2 separate regions of the Homo sapiens genome follow, and region 2 is linked to region 1. The links are chromatin loops, found by intact Hi-C in ENCODE. Cell type or tissue: dorsolateral prefrontal cortex. All regions are shown on one strand.

Region 1 (8,000 bases):
ACTTCACGGCCACCTGGCCTGCCTCCCGTGGTTGGGCAAGTCTGGAAGGGGCCGAGGATGCAATGACTGTAATCTCCACCATATGGTCTCCTTCCCTTCCTCACGTGGTCAGAGGTCACTCCTCGTTTCCCCCAGGAGGTTCCTGGGGCCGGAAAGAGGCAGGAGGTGGATAGGGGCAGAGGTTCGGAAGCCCCAGTATTGACCGAGTGGCAGTGGCTCCCACTTACTGAGCTCCAAGCTGTGCCCCAGGGACCGGATGCTTAGAGGCCTCATCTCAGTTCATCCCTACAGTGATCCTCTAGGGGAGGTGCTTGTGGTAGAGTTTCCTACATCTGCTGTCACCAATGACTGCAAATTTAGTGCTTAAAACAACATCAATTTAGTACCTTATAGTTCTGATACTAGAAGTCCAAAATTAGTCTCACTAGGCTAAAGTCAAGGTGTTGGTGGGGCTGGGTCTTTCTGGAGGCTCCAGGGGAAAATCTGTTTCCTTGCCTTTTCTGGCTTGGAAAGGCAGCCTACACCCCCGGGCTTGTGGCCCCTTCCTTGCGTTACTCCAACCTCTGGCTTCCTTTGTCACATTCTGAGAGCTCACTCTGACCCCCTGCTCCCTCTCATGGGGACCCTTGTGATGACATTGGGCCCACCTGGATAATGCAGGATGGTCTCCCATCTCAAGATCCTGACTTAGTCACATCTTCAGAGTCCCTTTTGCCATCTAAGGAAACATATTCATGGGTTCAAGGGGTATCTTTGGAGGGCCTTCATCAGCCTAGCACAGTGCTACTCTTGCTCCCATTTTACTGATGAGGAAACTGAGGCTCAGATAATGTGTGTCTCTTGCCCAAGGTCAGAGCCAGGATGGATATCCAGCCCAGCCCCTGGAGGGCAACCACATTAGCTCATATGCCTCATGGGTTCTTTTATGAAAACTAAGAGGAGGTGTTTGTCCTCTGGGCACAGGTGGCCCACACTGGGTACACAGCTTGGTGAGTGGCACAATCTGCACGTCAGCCCCTGGATGCCCCTGGGCCAGATGCCTCTGTGTAGTGACAACCTGTCACTGTGCAGCCATATGTGGCTTCCAAGGCTGCTTCCGTCTGTCTCTGTTAACCCAAGGGCTAATGATAAGTGACCTACTTGGGGTAAAGATGGGATGATAGGACAAATGATTGTGGGGCTGCCTTCTCTGTGCCAGCTGTGTACCGAACTGCTTCCTCCTAAGCTCCGTAGGGGCAGCTGCCCCCAAAGATGACAAAAGGGAAGGTGAAGAAGTGAGACTTTCCTGCTGGACTAGCCAGGTGACCTTGCCTGGTCTTTAGGAAGGGCTAATTCTCAGAATTACCTTCTCTGGTGAGGTTGGCAAACGTTTTCTATAGAGGGCCAGACAGTAATTATTTTTTACTTTGCTGGCTATATGGCCTCTGTTGCAACGACTCAGCTCCTATTGCAGTACTTAAACAGCTATGGACAAGGACTAAACTCATGGGTGTAGCTGTGTTTCCAATAAAACTTTATTTATAAAAACAGGCAGTGGGCCAGACTTGGCCTCTCCTTAGTGCACTTTCCTCTCTCTTGCCTCCTCCCAAATACTAAACAAGGAGAAAGGTGCTCCCTAAAGAACTCTAAGGCAGATGAGGCCCTGCCCAACTCTTCCAACCATGAGGGAATGGGTGTTAGTGGGAGGTGGGCTGCTCTGTTGAGCAGTGAGCCCCCACAGTGGCAATCATTGCTAGGGTCTGTGAGCACACACTGTGAGTAAGGCCTGCTGCTGACATCATCTCCTTAAATCCATAGGATGTTCCTCCATTGTACTCCCAGGAAACAGAATCGTAATCCCTCACCTCCCATCCCCCACCACCATAGCCAATACAAAGGTGGGGGCAGGGTGACTTTGATGGGATTTCATAAATATTCACAGAACTAGAACCAGTCTGAAATTAATAGCCTGGCTAATAATTTCATCCCCTCTATCCCTCTCCCAACTGTTATTCTTTAAGTCTAGGGTTGCAAACACAACACCTACAGGGCCAGACAGGCAAGATGAAGCTAAAGCCAGCTGCTATAGAACAACCTGGAGTTTCAGGGAGGCTTCCATTAACTCATGCTGGTCCAGGGCTACTGCACAAATGCAGGACAACATGCCATTTGTCGAAACGTTTTAAAGATATGATTCAGCTAATGAATTGTGAGCAAAATATGCTCTCTCCTTTTACCTGGACAGATGCACCTTTGCACCCTAGAAGGAAGGCTGGGTTTGAATATAGCCTTCTGGGAATCTGTGATGGTGACTTTTATGTCAACTTGGCTAAGCTATGGTGGCCCAGTTATTTGGTCAAACCCAGCCTAGCTGGTGCTGTGCAAGTATATTTTAGATGTGATTGACATTTAAGTTACTAGACTTTGAGTTAAGTAGATGACCTTCCATCATGTGGCTGGGCCTCATCTAATCTGTTGAAGGCCTCAGGGGATAGACTTTCCCCCAGGAGGAAGGAATTCTCAAGACTGAAGCACAAAAACTTTGCCTGAGATTCCAGGCAATTGCCCTGTGGAATGTGGACCTAAGACAGCAATATCTGGCCTACCAGCCTGCCCTACAAATTTCAGCCAGCCCTACTTGCCAGGACCCATAATTGCACAAACTAATTCCTTATTCCTTAAAATAAATCTCTCTCTCTCCCCCAACCCCACGCATACACACACACACACACACACACACACACACACACACACACACACACACACACTATATTGGTCTGTTTCTCTTGTGAACTCTAGTAGTGGCTTTTTAGGGTGCTGTGCTGGGGTGTGGAGCCCAGGACAGTGGGCCTGGCCCCAGGTCTGCCCCCCTTGTCTTCCCATCCACAGCTTGAACATCACTTATTTACTTATTTATTTACAGACGGAGTTTCATTCTTGTTGCCCAGGCTGGAGTGCAATGGCGCAATCTTGGCTCACTGCAACCTCCACCTCCCGGGTTCAAGCGATTCTCCTGCCTCAGCTTCCTGAGTAGCTGGGATTACAGGCATGTGCCACCACCATGTGCTGGCTAATTTGTATTTTTAGTAGAGACGGGGTTTCTCCATGTTGGCCAGGCTGGTCTCAAATTCCCGACCTCAGATGATCCACCCACCTCGGCCTCCCAAAGTGCTGGGATTACAGGTGTGAGCCACCGCGCCCGGCCAGCTGGAACATCTTGGACATGCCCTTTCCTCATGTCACAGACAGCTGCTCCTGAACCATGGCAGTCAGCTCTCAAAAATACAAACACAGACAGAATTCTGGGGTCCTGAGTACAGAAGTGTGATCTAGAAGGGGGAGGACAGAGCCAGGTGGACATGTCTTCTGGCCTTTGGAGTCCTTGCCTTGTGGGGAAGGACCATGTAAGAGGAGGACAGGGAGGGCCTTTAAAACAGAGGGCACAGGGCAGGCTCCCCTCTTCCCTGGGCTAGGGGGCCGGGCATGAACTGCTGTTCCAAGCACGGGCAGGCAGCCGCTGTGTGAATCTTTCCATTTTCTCCAGAAAAAACAGAAATCCAAATTTTCTGTTACTGTTATTGTTGGCAACCAATTTAAGTGAGTTTCACAACAAGGTGCAGGCTGAAGACGTTTCTGAGAATGTTCCGCTTGTTGGCCCCATTTCTGGATTTATGGAGTATGAGGACGTCGTCAAAATTTGTTGAACGGTATACACAGTTTTCTTTCTGTATGTTGTACTTCAATGCAAAGCTTTATTCAAACAAATCAGAGCCATGCCCAGTTCCATCAGAGGAGGTCTGAGGACCGGGTTCGGCCTGTTCACCTGTCTGGCTTCTGGCTTAGAAGGTTTGCTTGGCATTTATTTTGGGGGTGGGGCAGGGTGATCCCAGGGAGTTATCAGTTAATTTCCTCTCTGGGACCTCGTGGTTTGTGGGTTATTTCTCGTATGGGAACATGAGTTCCTGAAAGGTACTGGGGGGAATCTCAGAGCTTCTTCTGTTTTTCTTTGCAGCCACCAGCGGGCGACAACCCACTGACCCCAGAGGCTGCCGGGGTCTGTTCCCATCCCTAATACCACACTGACCCCTGCTGGTCCTGGCTCACTGCATTTTTCCATCCGACTGATTTTCTAGGCCCAGTAACTCGTAATTGCCCCGGAGGCAAATTTTGGGAATAAATTAAATGTTTTGGAGTTTCTTGGGCAAGGCAGGATTTTGAATGTTCCTCCAGGGAGTCAAAAATTGAGCGTCAGCACAGGTGCAGACAAACAATACTCCTTGAAGGAGGAGAGTCCAGGTAGGGAGGAGGGGAGCATAGGGAGGGAGGAGGGAGGTAGGGAGGAGGGAGGTAGGGAGGAGGGTAGTGTAGGTAAGGGAGAAGGGAGGGCATCTCGGCCGTGCCACGAGCTCCTCTGAAGGCAGCCCCAGCTCACACGACCCCCTGATGCTGCAGGCCTATGCGTGTAAGGGAGCCCGGGTGCTCACGGCTCTGAGCGGCCCACCAAGGATTCCGCCTCTGATCCAGCTTCTAGCAGCACTTGGAGCCAGCCAGTAGGAGTCACATGGGGCCATCACACAGCCACGTGCCTGTGACTGACTGGTCATCCGTCACATGGTGTTTTCATGTTCACATTTGCCCAGTAGTGTTCTTGTCCCCTCCCCCAAACAAAAGGAACCCTAAGCACACTGCAAGGTGGGGAAACCTTGAATGGATATAAGAAAACCTTCGTCAGTGGCTTCATAACAAGTACCTTTTTCTTTTTTTTTTTCTTTTTTTGCAAATTTGACTCTACAAAAGCACATTATCACAATATTGACATTTTGTATAAGTATTGCCCACGTACGTACGAACATTGAAACTTCCTCAGTAAATGGAGAGATGTCCTTTTTGTACATCTGCACGTATGAAGAATGAAATTTCTCGGGATCTCGGCTCTTTGGTCACCATCATGGTGACCCATCACAGTTTTCGACAGAAAGTCTCAAAATACTTAGTTTGTTCATTGCAGTATCTCAGACGACTGCAGTTAGTGAGCCAGCCATTGTAGTATGTGTTTATACATTTCCCTTTTTCACCAGTTTCATTTCTTTCCTTTTTTTTATTTTTTTAAAATTACACTTTAAGTTCTAGGGTACATGTGCCCAATGTGCAGGTTTGTTACATATGTACACATGTGCCATGCCGGTGTGCTGCACCCGTTAACTCGTCATTTACATTAGGTATATCTCCTAATGCTATCCCTCCCCCCTTCCCCCAACAAGTATCTTTTTCACAGGGTAGAAACAGTCACAGTTGGGTTCAGACCCTGCAGCAACTGGGGCTCTGTGTTTCTCCTCTTCAGGGCTATCTGGATGGACATGAAGGGTTCCATCCTGGGATCCACATGGTTGGCTTACAGAGCAAGAAAAAGGATGGACAAGGCTCGGGAGAGAGGGCAGATGAGACTCAGGGCTGTGGCTGCTGTGGCCAGTGTTTACGATGACTCTGGGCTGCAGAGAGCTCTCTAAGGCTCTGGTGTTAATGTCCAGCTTCTGAAGTCTTGATTGCTAATTGCAATCCCAGGCATCTAATTAATCAATGGAGGATGGAGTGCCTTGGGTTGTGGGGTCTAGAAGAACTGAGTTTGAAGCCTACCCTGTCACTCACTGGCTGTGTGATATTAGACAGGTTGCTTAACCTCTCTGAGCATTAGCTTCCTGATCTGTAAAATGTAGAAGAACATATCTAGCTCTCATGGGAGTTAGGGCCATTTCTTTCAATGTGTTCCCCAGAAACAGACCTGAGATAAGGGTTCAATGCAAGTGATTTATTAAGGAAGTGCTTCTGGGAAACAGGGATGTTTGCAGGAAGCAAAGCCAGGGTAGCAGTTTCAGGCAATGTCCTGCTGGGGGCAGCCTCAGCTTGGTCCTGCAGGGAGCTCCGGGGTGTAAGTTGTTAGAGCCCATTGGAGGCAAAGGAGCTGGGACACCTGTCATCAGTGCCACCATGTGGGAGGAGGAAGGGAGCAAACTGCCTGGCCTTCCTGGCTGCTCCTGTGTGGGCAAAGCTGCTGGACCCATAGCCAGAGGGCAGGCTGCAGGGGTTGCAGTTGGAGACAAAGGCACACTGCTGCTGGGAGGGGGGCACACCAAAATGCACCAGCCCTCCCAGGGCATCTGGGCAGTGCACTGCAGGGCTCCTGTGTGATCAAATTAGAAAATGTATGTGAGATGTCTTAGCTTGGAGAAACAACAGAGATTTATTTCTTGCAGCTTTAGAGGCTGGAAGTGCAAGAGCAAAGTGCCAGCAAGGTTGAGTTCTTCCGGGTTGCAGAGGGCCGTCTTATTACATCCTCACCTGGCAGAATGGGGGCGAGAGAGCTCTCTGGGGTCCCTTTGATGAGAGAACTTTCCATTCATGTGGCTCCACCCTCATGATCTAATCGCCCCCCAAAGACCTCCCCACCTCCCAATACCATCACATTAGGGGTTAGGATTTCAACATAGGAATTTTTTTGCGGGGGGTGACACAAATATTCAGTCCACTGCATGAAAGATTTCTGCAAACTACGAAGTGGGATGCATAATGTTGGTGATGTTAGGCTTCCCAGAGCAGCAGTAATGACAGAGGGCTGTACCGGGGCAGCCCCCCGCCCCACTCTACTGGCATGAAACAAAAATGAGGAGGGAGTTTGTTTGACAAATTGTAATTCTTTGGAGGCAGGATCAGGCTAATTCTGGGGTCAGGTCCGAGGTGTTGAGCCTCATTGGTGGACAGTATCTGAGGCCATCAGAAACCAGCAGATAAGGCCAAAACCAAGGACAATGTGTCGAGCCAGAAAAGCTGAACCTGTGGCTGGACTCAAAGTTCAAGCTTCGAGGGACAAAGGGAACTGGGTGACAGCAGGGATAGAGTGAGGCAGCAGCCAGGCAGGAGAGCCCAGGATGGCCGAGGATGAATAGGACGGCCCCCTAGAGCTCCTCAACCTGGGGGTGGCCATCCCCATGTGGGGTGAAGGCCAGAGTGCACTGAAGGAGTATCGCCAACATCCCTTCTATGACAAGGGGCAGAAACCCAACTCAAACCGGTTCAAGTAGACGGGGAATTGATCAGCTTACATAAGGAGAATCAGATGTGGTTTGATCCACAGGGGTCCGGTTAGACCCAGCAGGAGCCAGTCTCTTTCTTCCCATCTCTGGGCTCTACTTGCTGCACCTCCACTCTCAGCAGCTTCTCTCACAGCGGTGAGATGGCAGCTGCCAAGACAGGCGCACATCCTCCTGGCTTTCCTTCCAGCAGAGAGACAGGGTCCCCCGTGCAGACTGCTTCCCAGTGCTCGCTTACAAGTCAGGACATCTGTGCTGCCTGCATCTGTCTGGTTGTGTAATCACTCCTGGCCCAGCCACTGGGATCAGGGGGTTGCAAGGTCACCACTGCCCAGGCCAGAGCCAGGCACACACCCTGCACATATCATTGTGACCATGGGGCATTCAGGCTACCAAGCCCAGGAGGGATCGAGTACACAGACTGCGGATTGTGGCTCCCCAAGAGGAAATAGCATGCTTTACCGAAAGGAGTGACAACAGATGCTGAGAGTCCAAGACCAGCATGCACCTGCCCCAGCAGCCATGTCTGACTTCTTGAGATAGGTGCTAGGGTGCTAGGCCCCAGCAGCACCTGCAGGAGCCACACAGGGAGGTGCCTTTCCCACTCAGAAGGCTCCAACGAGGTATAAGGCACCACCTGAGCATTCCCTGTGGGCGGCACTCTCCAGCCAGTGTCACCCTCATGCAGACTTTGGCTGGTTAACCAGGTGTCTTCTGAGACTTAATCTCAGGGGAGAACTGGGTCCTGCTGCCCCAACCATGATCATGACACAGGGACTTCGAGCCTGGACCATGAGTACCGTGGGGGCAGGAGCCAGGGTGTATCCTTGCCTGTCCAGCTCAGAGTAGAGACTCAGTGAAGGAATGGATGAATGAATGAATGAATGAATGAATGATGCTATTTCCAAAAGCACTTCTGGGACAAGACAATACTCT
Region 2 (8,000 bases), 540 kb after region 1:
CCACACCTGGCCACACCTGGCTAATTTTTAAAAATCTTTAGTTGAGATGGGTTTTCACCATGTTGGCCAGGCTGGTCTCGAACTCCTGACCTCAAGTGATCCACCCACCTCAGCCTCCCAAAGTGCTGGGATTACAGGTGTGAACCACTGTGCTTGGCCTACTCTTTTATTTTATTTATTTATTATTATTAGAGACAAGGTCATATTATGTGGCCCAGGGTGGTCTTGAACTCCTGAGCTCAAGCAATCCACCCTCCTCAGCCTCCCAAAGTGTCAGGATTACAGATGTGAGGCATTGTGCCCAACCAGATGTTACTCTTCTCCCCTCTGACAGGTGAAAAGGCCTGTGGAGTAGAAGGGAGGGGCAGGTTTGCCCAGGGTCTCACAGTAAGAGACAAGCACCATACCAGGTACTGCCTGATCCCAAACCCACAGCGAGGGGAACCCGCGATGCTCGATCACCATGGCGGCACAGCAGTGAGCTTGGACCCTGGGGCTCAGACCGCACCCCCACATGCAGTTTTTTGTGACGCCAATAACACCATCATCACTCTGACCCCACAAACACAGCACAACCCAACAGAAGCTGGTTAGCAAGACTGTTCTCAGCAAGCCACTCCCAGCAGGGACACAGCCGCAGCTGGCTACTTTTCTCCCCAAAGGCCCTGTTCTGGGACATTGACTCATTGACTTTGCAAACTGCCAAGGAGGAAGGCAGCCAGCCAGCATCCTTGTCTTTATTTTCCCTGACACCTGGGCCTCTGAATCCCACACATTAACCAACATCTCTGAGGGTGTCTGGGCCAGGCCTTTGCAGCTGCCAGCAGATTTCCACGGGCATTTGGAAGGACTGGGAGGGTCTACCCCTACCACTCCCTGCCCATGAGATATCCCGGGCACCTTCTCAGCAAAGCTCAGCCTCACGGGTGTCCTTTCTGGGGACATGGCAGCGTGGGGAGAACTAACAGCAAGTGTGCAGCCACCGGCAGGTCTCGGCCCCATTGGGTTGGAACTAGCTCAAGGACCTTAGACAAGGCACTTCTTTTTCTAAGCTTAAGTTTTTAAAATTGGCCTGTTATTAAGAACTGAGTCACCAAATAAAAGTGATGATTTGCTGTGATTTTCTTTTTATTCGTTCACTCACTCATTCAGTATTTACTGCGTACCTTTGCTAGGCTTCACACTCAGTTTGTTACCAATAGGGATTTTTTTTTGTTGTTTGTTTGTTTGTTTTGAGATGGAGTCTTGATCTGTCGCCCAGGCTGGAGTGCAATGGCGCGATCTCAGCTCACAGCAACCTCTGCCTCTGGGTCCAAGCAATTCTTCTACCTCAGCCTCCCGAGTAGCTGGGATTATAGGCATCCACTATCTGGTTAATTTTTGTATTTTTAGTAGAGACGAGGTTTCACCATGTTGGCCAGGGTGGTCTTGAACTCCTGACCTCAGGTGATCCGCCCGCCTCGGCTTCCTAAAGTGCTGGGATTACGGGCGTGAGCCACCGTGCCCGGCCCAGTAAAGGATATTGACTGCAAGTTGTCCAGGTTCTTGGCATTTTGAGCAAAGAATTGGACAAAATGCACAGCAAAGCAGGGAAAGAATGAAGACATGAAAGCAGAGATTTATTGAAAGTGAAAGTACACTCCACAGGGTGGGAGTGACCAGAGCAGCGGCTCAAGGGCCCTGTTACAGAATCTTCTGAGGTCCAAGTACCCACCCACTGGAGGTTTCCCATTGGCCACTTGGTGTTCACCCCATGCAAATGAAGTGGCAGCCCGTGATCAGTCTGATTGTTGCAGAAAGTGCCCACAGGGCTGGGCTTGATGTGTTACGTCCTTGGTCCTCACAACAGGTATTGTGAGTGCGTCTGTACCATGACAAAGCCTGGGGCTCTGAGGCCATGTGTACTTTGCCTATGATCACTCAGCTAATAGGAGGGGTGCAGGACTCGAACCCAGGCTCGCTGCTCCTAAGCCATTCTCCTAACCATTGTGCAATGGTGCTTTCCTAGAGCTCTTACAATCCAGTAGTGTTCACAACACTCATACAGCTAAGCCTGATGTCGGGCTGGTCATACAGAGCGAGTAGGATTTCAGAGGAGAGAGGCAGCAGGTTTTATCTAGATGGACCAGGCAAGACTTGGAGGAAGACGCCACATTGAGCCTGATTTTACAGCAAAGCAAAGCTTCCACCTTCCCCCTCCACTCCTACTGCTTTGGCTATGCCAGGTCCCTCTGGGAATTTTCATTCTAGTGGAGGCGACAAGTGACCTCCCAAGGGCTGAGATAGTGAAGGGATGGGGACCCAGGAGACACACGTCAGGATAGGGAGATGTGACCTATGCTAGGGGGTCAGGCAGGCCTCCCCGGAGACAGGTGTTTTCAGCTGAGCCCCATGGGATGAGTACTTTTATCTGGATGAGAGAAGGTTCAAAGAGAGGGAATGAGCTCCCAAAGAGGACAGCATTTTTTAGACCCAAGGGATGAGAGAGCCTGGAGCCTGCAGGAGAATGAAAGCAGCTGAATGTGAGGGAGCACAGACAGCCAAAGAAGACATCACCAGAGTGGGCCCAGAGCCACAGGGCCTCAGCAGCTACTGCCGGGGTCGTCCTGAGCTTTCTGGCACAAAGGGAACCACTGCATAGTTGAATCCAGGATGAGTTACAGGTGTGTGGTTTCTTAAGCACGGGTAATGGACAGGTGGGGCTAGTTAGGAAATACGGGGTATGGTAAGGGGTTGGTGTGGAGAGAAGAAATGCAATTCAAGAGATATTTGGGGGCAGATACCAACAGGACTTGTTTGGATTGGAAGAAGGAGGCAAATGGGGTTTCCAGGTGTCTGGCTGTGGCAACCAATTTGGCAGCAGCTTTCGACAATGAACTACTTGGAAATTGCAATTTGTGTGCGGCGTGTCACATTTTCCAGCACAATATCATGTGTATTCTTAGAGTCTTCAGTCAGGTGGGAAATGAAGGTGCTATCAAAGGACCCTGACAGACAGCGCAGGGATAGCCTGTCTTGAATATGGCAGAGTCAAACCCACAAGCTCTTGGGGAGTCCTTAAACAATTGAGATTACCTTCTTTGATGACCACCCGCAGCCCAAGGGGAGGATACTTTGAATACCACCTACTCCACATCCCAACTAAGGAAAGGAAAACAAAGTTGGCTACCCCCAACTGTCTGGGATTTTTCAATTTTTGCCTTTTTCCCTCTCTCTTGTGTCTCCTATATAAATCCTACCCATGTAGAAGTCAATCTATCATTTGTTTCCCTCATAGATAAGCAAATTAATTGGCTTATTATATTACCTATGTCTTTTATTTATTCTTTGATAGGAGGCACTATTATTTTCTCCTTTTTACCGATGAGGAAACTGAGGCTCCGAGAGCTTGAGTGGTTTGTCCAAGGTAAATGGGAGCCAGGTTCTGATTCTGGTCTTCAGTGCCCAAATTCCTGCCCCTCTCTCTAGGACAGCTCGAAGCCCTATTCTGGCCTATTAAAGGGAGCATTTCCAGAGAGAAAAAAAAATGGATGTGGACACATTCGACGTTTCTGATATGATTGTGTTGTCTGGAGCCCAAACGCTCTCCCTCGGGCCCTTGAAATGATGGGAAGGATGCAAGGTCAGAAAAAATGTGGAATGTACGGGACTCGGGCTCTACCTGGGGACATAGAGAAATCTCCCTGATTTGTTTTTCACATAGAGAATTTACTTAGGGAAGGTGGAGAGTGCAGAACGCGGCTCCGCGTGGTGGCGAAGCATAAGAAGTGCACCTGCAGGCAGAAGGGAGCCAGATGGAGGCCACCTGCAATAACGGGGCTCATTCCCGGAGAAGCAGCGCCATCTGCTGGTTTCCCATGATATGACTGTGTCAGACCAGAACAAAAGCATTTAGAACAGGCCATCTCAAAGAAATGCTAGCCTGATATTTTACCTTTTGGAGTAAAATTTCAGACTATGCAAGGATTTGATCCACTTAGCATTGAAAACAAAACCAAAAGCAACCTGCTGTGGTCCGAATGTTTGTGTCTGCCCTAAATTCCTATGTTGAAATCCTAACTAACCCCAAGGGTGATGGTACTAGAAGATGGGGCCTATGGGAGGTGATCAGGTCGTAACGGTGCAATCCTCAGCAGAGGGATTAGTGCCCTTATAAAAGGGACCGCAAAGACACCCTAATCCCTGCTACCATGCAAGGACATAGGAAGAAGCCGCTAGCTATGAGGAAGTGGGTCCTCACTAAACACCAAATCAGCCGGGGCCTTGATCTTGGACTTGCCAGCCTCCTGAACTGTGAGAAATATATATATATATTTGAGACAGAGTCTTGCTCTGTTGCCCAGGCTGGAGTGCAGTGGCACAGTCATGGCCCATTGCAACCTCCACCTCCTGGGCTCAAGCAATCCCTTCACCTCAGCCTTCCAAGAAGCTGGGACTACAGGCATGCACCACCACACCCGGATAATTTTTGTATTTTTTGTAGAAACAGGTTTTCGCCATGTTGTCCAGGCTAGTCTTGAACTCCTGGCTTCAAGCAATCTGCCTGCCTCAACCTCCCAAAGTGTTGGGATTACAAGCATGAGCTACCACACCCGGCCAAAATTTCTGTTGTTTTATAGCCACCCAGCTTACAGTATTTTGTTATGGCATCCTAAACAGTCTAAGGAATGAGCTTTTGTTAATTATTCAATAAATAGTGTTAAGCCCTTAGAAAAATAAGACAGACATAGTTTCTGCCCTTTTGGAAGTTGCATTCTGGCAAAAGGTAAACATGCTGTACCATCTCTCACACACACATGTAGTTATATACATACATGCTTGTGTACATACATGCATTTGTATACAAGCTCGTTTTAGGTATTGGTAAATGTCATGAAGAAGGAAGAAGAATAAAAGATGATACTGGGCCAGGCGCGGTGGCTCACACCTGTAATCCCAGCACTTTGGGAGGCTGAGGTGGGCAGATCATGAGGTCAGGAGATCAAGAACATCCTGGCTAACATGGTGAAACCCATCTCTACTAAAAATACAAAAAAAAAAAAAAAATTAGCTGGGCGTGGTGGCAGGCGCCTGTAGTCCCAGCTACTCATGAGGCTGAGGCTGGGGAATGGAGTGAACCCGGGAGGCAGAGCTTGCAGTGAGCCGAGATCATGCCACTGCACTCCAGCCTGGGTGACAGAGTGAGACTCCGTCTCAAAAAAAAACAAAAAAAAGATGATACTGACTGGGGTTCTGGTGGAATAAGCTGGGGTTTGCTCTCCAGCCAGGACAATAGAAAAGACCTCTTTGAATTAAGATCTGAATCATGAGAAGAAGGTAGATGTGTAGGAAAGAAGAATTTCCAAAGAGAAGGAACAAGAGCAGAGGGTGGGTCCAAGCCTGACAGCGTGAGAAAGAAGCCACGGGGGCTGGGGCACAGCCAGTGCATGGCCCAGCTGAGTTCTGTAAGCAAAAGGCCTGCATCAGCAAGATTCACGTTTCCCAAGACTATCTCTTGAAAAGAATAGGTGCTTATTGTTTAATCTTTCCAGATTCTTACATAACTGGGCACTCTTTCAATTACTTTAGTTTAAATAACTACAGTCTTTCTGGGGAAGCCACATTAGCCTGAAATGACCTCAAGGTGAGCTGTTTGGCCAAACACGTTTAAACCAGATACAGCTAGTAATCCCAGCTGGAATGTTGAACGACATTGTAAATAAGCCTTTTAAAAAATATAGAATTTCGGCAGGGCGCGGTGGCTCATGCCTATAATCCCAGCACTTCGGGAGGCCCAGGCGGGCAGATCACGAGGTCAGAAGTTCGAGACCAGCCTGACCAACATGGTGAAACCCTGTCTCTACTAAAAATACAAAAATTAGCCGGGTGTGGTGGTGCATGCCTGTAATCCCAGCTACTCAGGAGGCTGAGGCAAAAGAATCACTGGAACCCAGGAGGTGGAGGTTGCAGTGAGCTGAGATAGCACCATTGCACTCTAGCCTGGGTGACAGAGCGAGACTCCGTCTCAAAAAAAAAAAAATATATATATATATATACACACACACACACGTATATATTTTTATATACACATATGTATATATTTTTATATTTATATATACATATATATTTTTATATTTATATATAATTTCAACTTTTATTTTAGATTGGGAGGGTACATGTGCAGGTTTGTTACACGGATATATTGAATGACACTGAGGTTTGAGGTAGGAATGATTCCATCACTGAGCATAGTACCTAATAGGTAGTTTTTCAGCCCTTTCCCGACTCCCTCTCCCCGCTTCTAGTAGTCTCCAGTGTCTACTGTTTCCTTGTTTACATCCATATGTACCCAATGTTTAGTTTCCATTTGTGAGGACATGTGGTATATGGTTTTCTGTTTCTGCATTAATTCACTTGGTATAATGGCCTCCAGCTGCATCCAGGTTGCTGCAAAGGACATTATCTCATTCTTTTTTATGACTGCATAGTAGTCCATGGTGTATATATACCACATTTTCTTTATCCAATCCACCTTTGATGGGCACCTAGGTTGATTCCATATCTCTGCTATCGTGAATAGTGCTGTGATGAACATACAAGTGCATGTGTCTTTTTGGTGCAATGATTTATTTTCCTTTGGATATATGCCCAGTAATGGGATTGCTAGGTGGAATGGTAGTTCTGTTTTAAATGCTCTGAGAAATCTCCAAACTGTTTTCCACAGTGGCTGAACTAATTTGCATTCCCACCAAACAATGTAAACTAATTTACATCCCCACCAATAAGGGTTTCCTTTTCTCTGCAGCCTGGCCAGTATCTGTTGTTTTTTGACTTTTTAATAATAGCCATTCTGGCTGGTGTGAGATGATACCTCATTGTGGTTTTGGTTTGCATTTCTCTGATGATTAGTGATGTTGAGCATTCTTTCATACGGTAAACAAGCCTTTTAAAGATCACTTTAAAAAGCAAATCGATGGGTAGTTACATCATAGAGACCATGGTTAAACACCTACAGAAAAAAAAATTCAGTGTCCTAATGTGCTTAAGATAAAATGCTCATGGAAGTGGTCATACATGGATTCAAAACTGCTCCAGCTCAGAAAACTTAAATAAAAGTAAAGGTAGTCTGAGTGTAGTGGTTCCTGCCTGTAATCTCAGCACTTTGGGAGGCCAAGGCGGGTGGGTCGCTGGAGCTCGGGAGCAGCCTGGGCAGCCGAGACTAGCCTGGGCAGCATGACAATACCCTGTCTCTACCAAAAATACCAAAAAATTACCCGGGCGTGGTTGTGTGCACCTGTAATCCCAGCTACTCAGGAGGCTGAGGCGGGAGGATCGCTTGAGCCTAGAAGGCGGAAGTTGCAGTGAGCAGAGATCACACCACTGCACCCCAGCCTGGGCAACACAGCAAGACCCTGTCTCAAAAAAGTCAAGGAAAGGCACTCTTGACGTTGATTCTCATGCTGTGGTGTGTGGACCAGCAGCAGTAGCGGAGACACCTGGGAGCTTGTTAGACATGCGCGGTAGGAATCTGCATTTGAATTAGATCCCTAGGTGAGTCACATGCACAATCACGTTTGAGAAGTTTGAGAAGCGCTGCTCTTGGAAACTTGTGGCAGAGCTCAAAAAGTGCTCCAGTCATGAGAGACACTGATGCTGAAAATTCCAGCAGAGCATTTTAGTAGTTGTTTCACAAGCTGAGAAGAAAAGCAACATTTGTAAATAAATGTATTACTTGATGATATATTAAATGTAGCTAAATTAATAGATTGTGGGCTCCAGCGCCAATTGCCTGGCCTTATATTTTCTAGTTCTTCCGCTTTTTCAGCTGTGTGTCCCTGGTCAAGTTACACATCTTCTCTGTTCCTCAATGCTCTCATTGGTAAAATGTTAAGCGTGTGTTAAAACACATTTAACATAGTTGGTGTACCATATATTTAATATAGTTGACTATGTCATCCACATCCATAAAGGTTTTTATATTTAAACTATCAAAACGTTTTCAAAAGTCCTCCCATTGGGAA

The links. Hi-C counts contacts between places; a loop is a spot of excess contacts. Peaks named below come from ENCODE experiments on the same cell type or tissue, not always from the same donor. Only the 100,000 strongest peaks of a DNase experiment are listed, where the experiment ranks them.
Region 2: it touches region 1 in a loop (4-fold over the local background); 26 of 110 quality-filtered maps call a loop at or near these places.

Annotation. Positions count from the first base shown.
Region 1 is chr14:96,096,798-96,104,797 of GRCh38, reverse strand. It overlaps LOC124903374 (a long non-coding RNA gene), which reads right to left. Exons shown (of 2, transcript XR_007064321.1): 1 at 7,077-8,000; 2 at 5,765-6,157. Among named protein-coding and RNA genes, the nearest start is that of C14orf132, 61 kb to the right of the region's middle. RefSeq lists an enhancer at 7,337-7,838. In dorsolateral prefrontal cortex, CTCF peaks have their summits at 3,848, 4,049 (motif pointing left), 5,657 and 5,866 (motif pointing right); DNase peaks (open chromatin) are centred at 4,037, 4,547 and 5,877; H3K4me3 peaks cover 487 bases; H3K27ac peaks cover 2,896 bases.
Region 2 is chr14:95,556,931-95,564,930 of GRCh38, reverse strand. No RefSeq gene overlaps it. Among named protein-coding and RNA genes, the nearest start is that of LINC02318, 13 kb to the left of the region's middle. RefSeq lists an enhancer at 6,760-7,259. In dorsolateral prefrontal cortex, CTCF peaks have their summits at 3,614 and 3,820 (motif pointing left); a DNase peak (open chromatin) is centred at 3,810.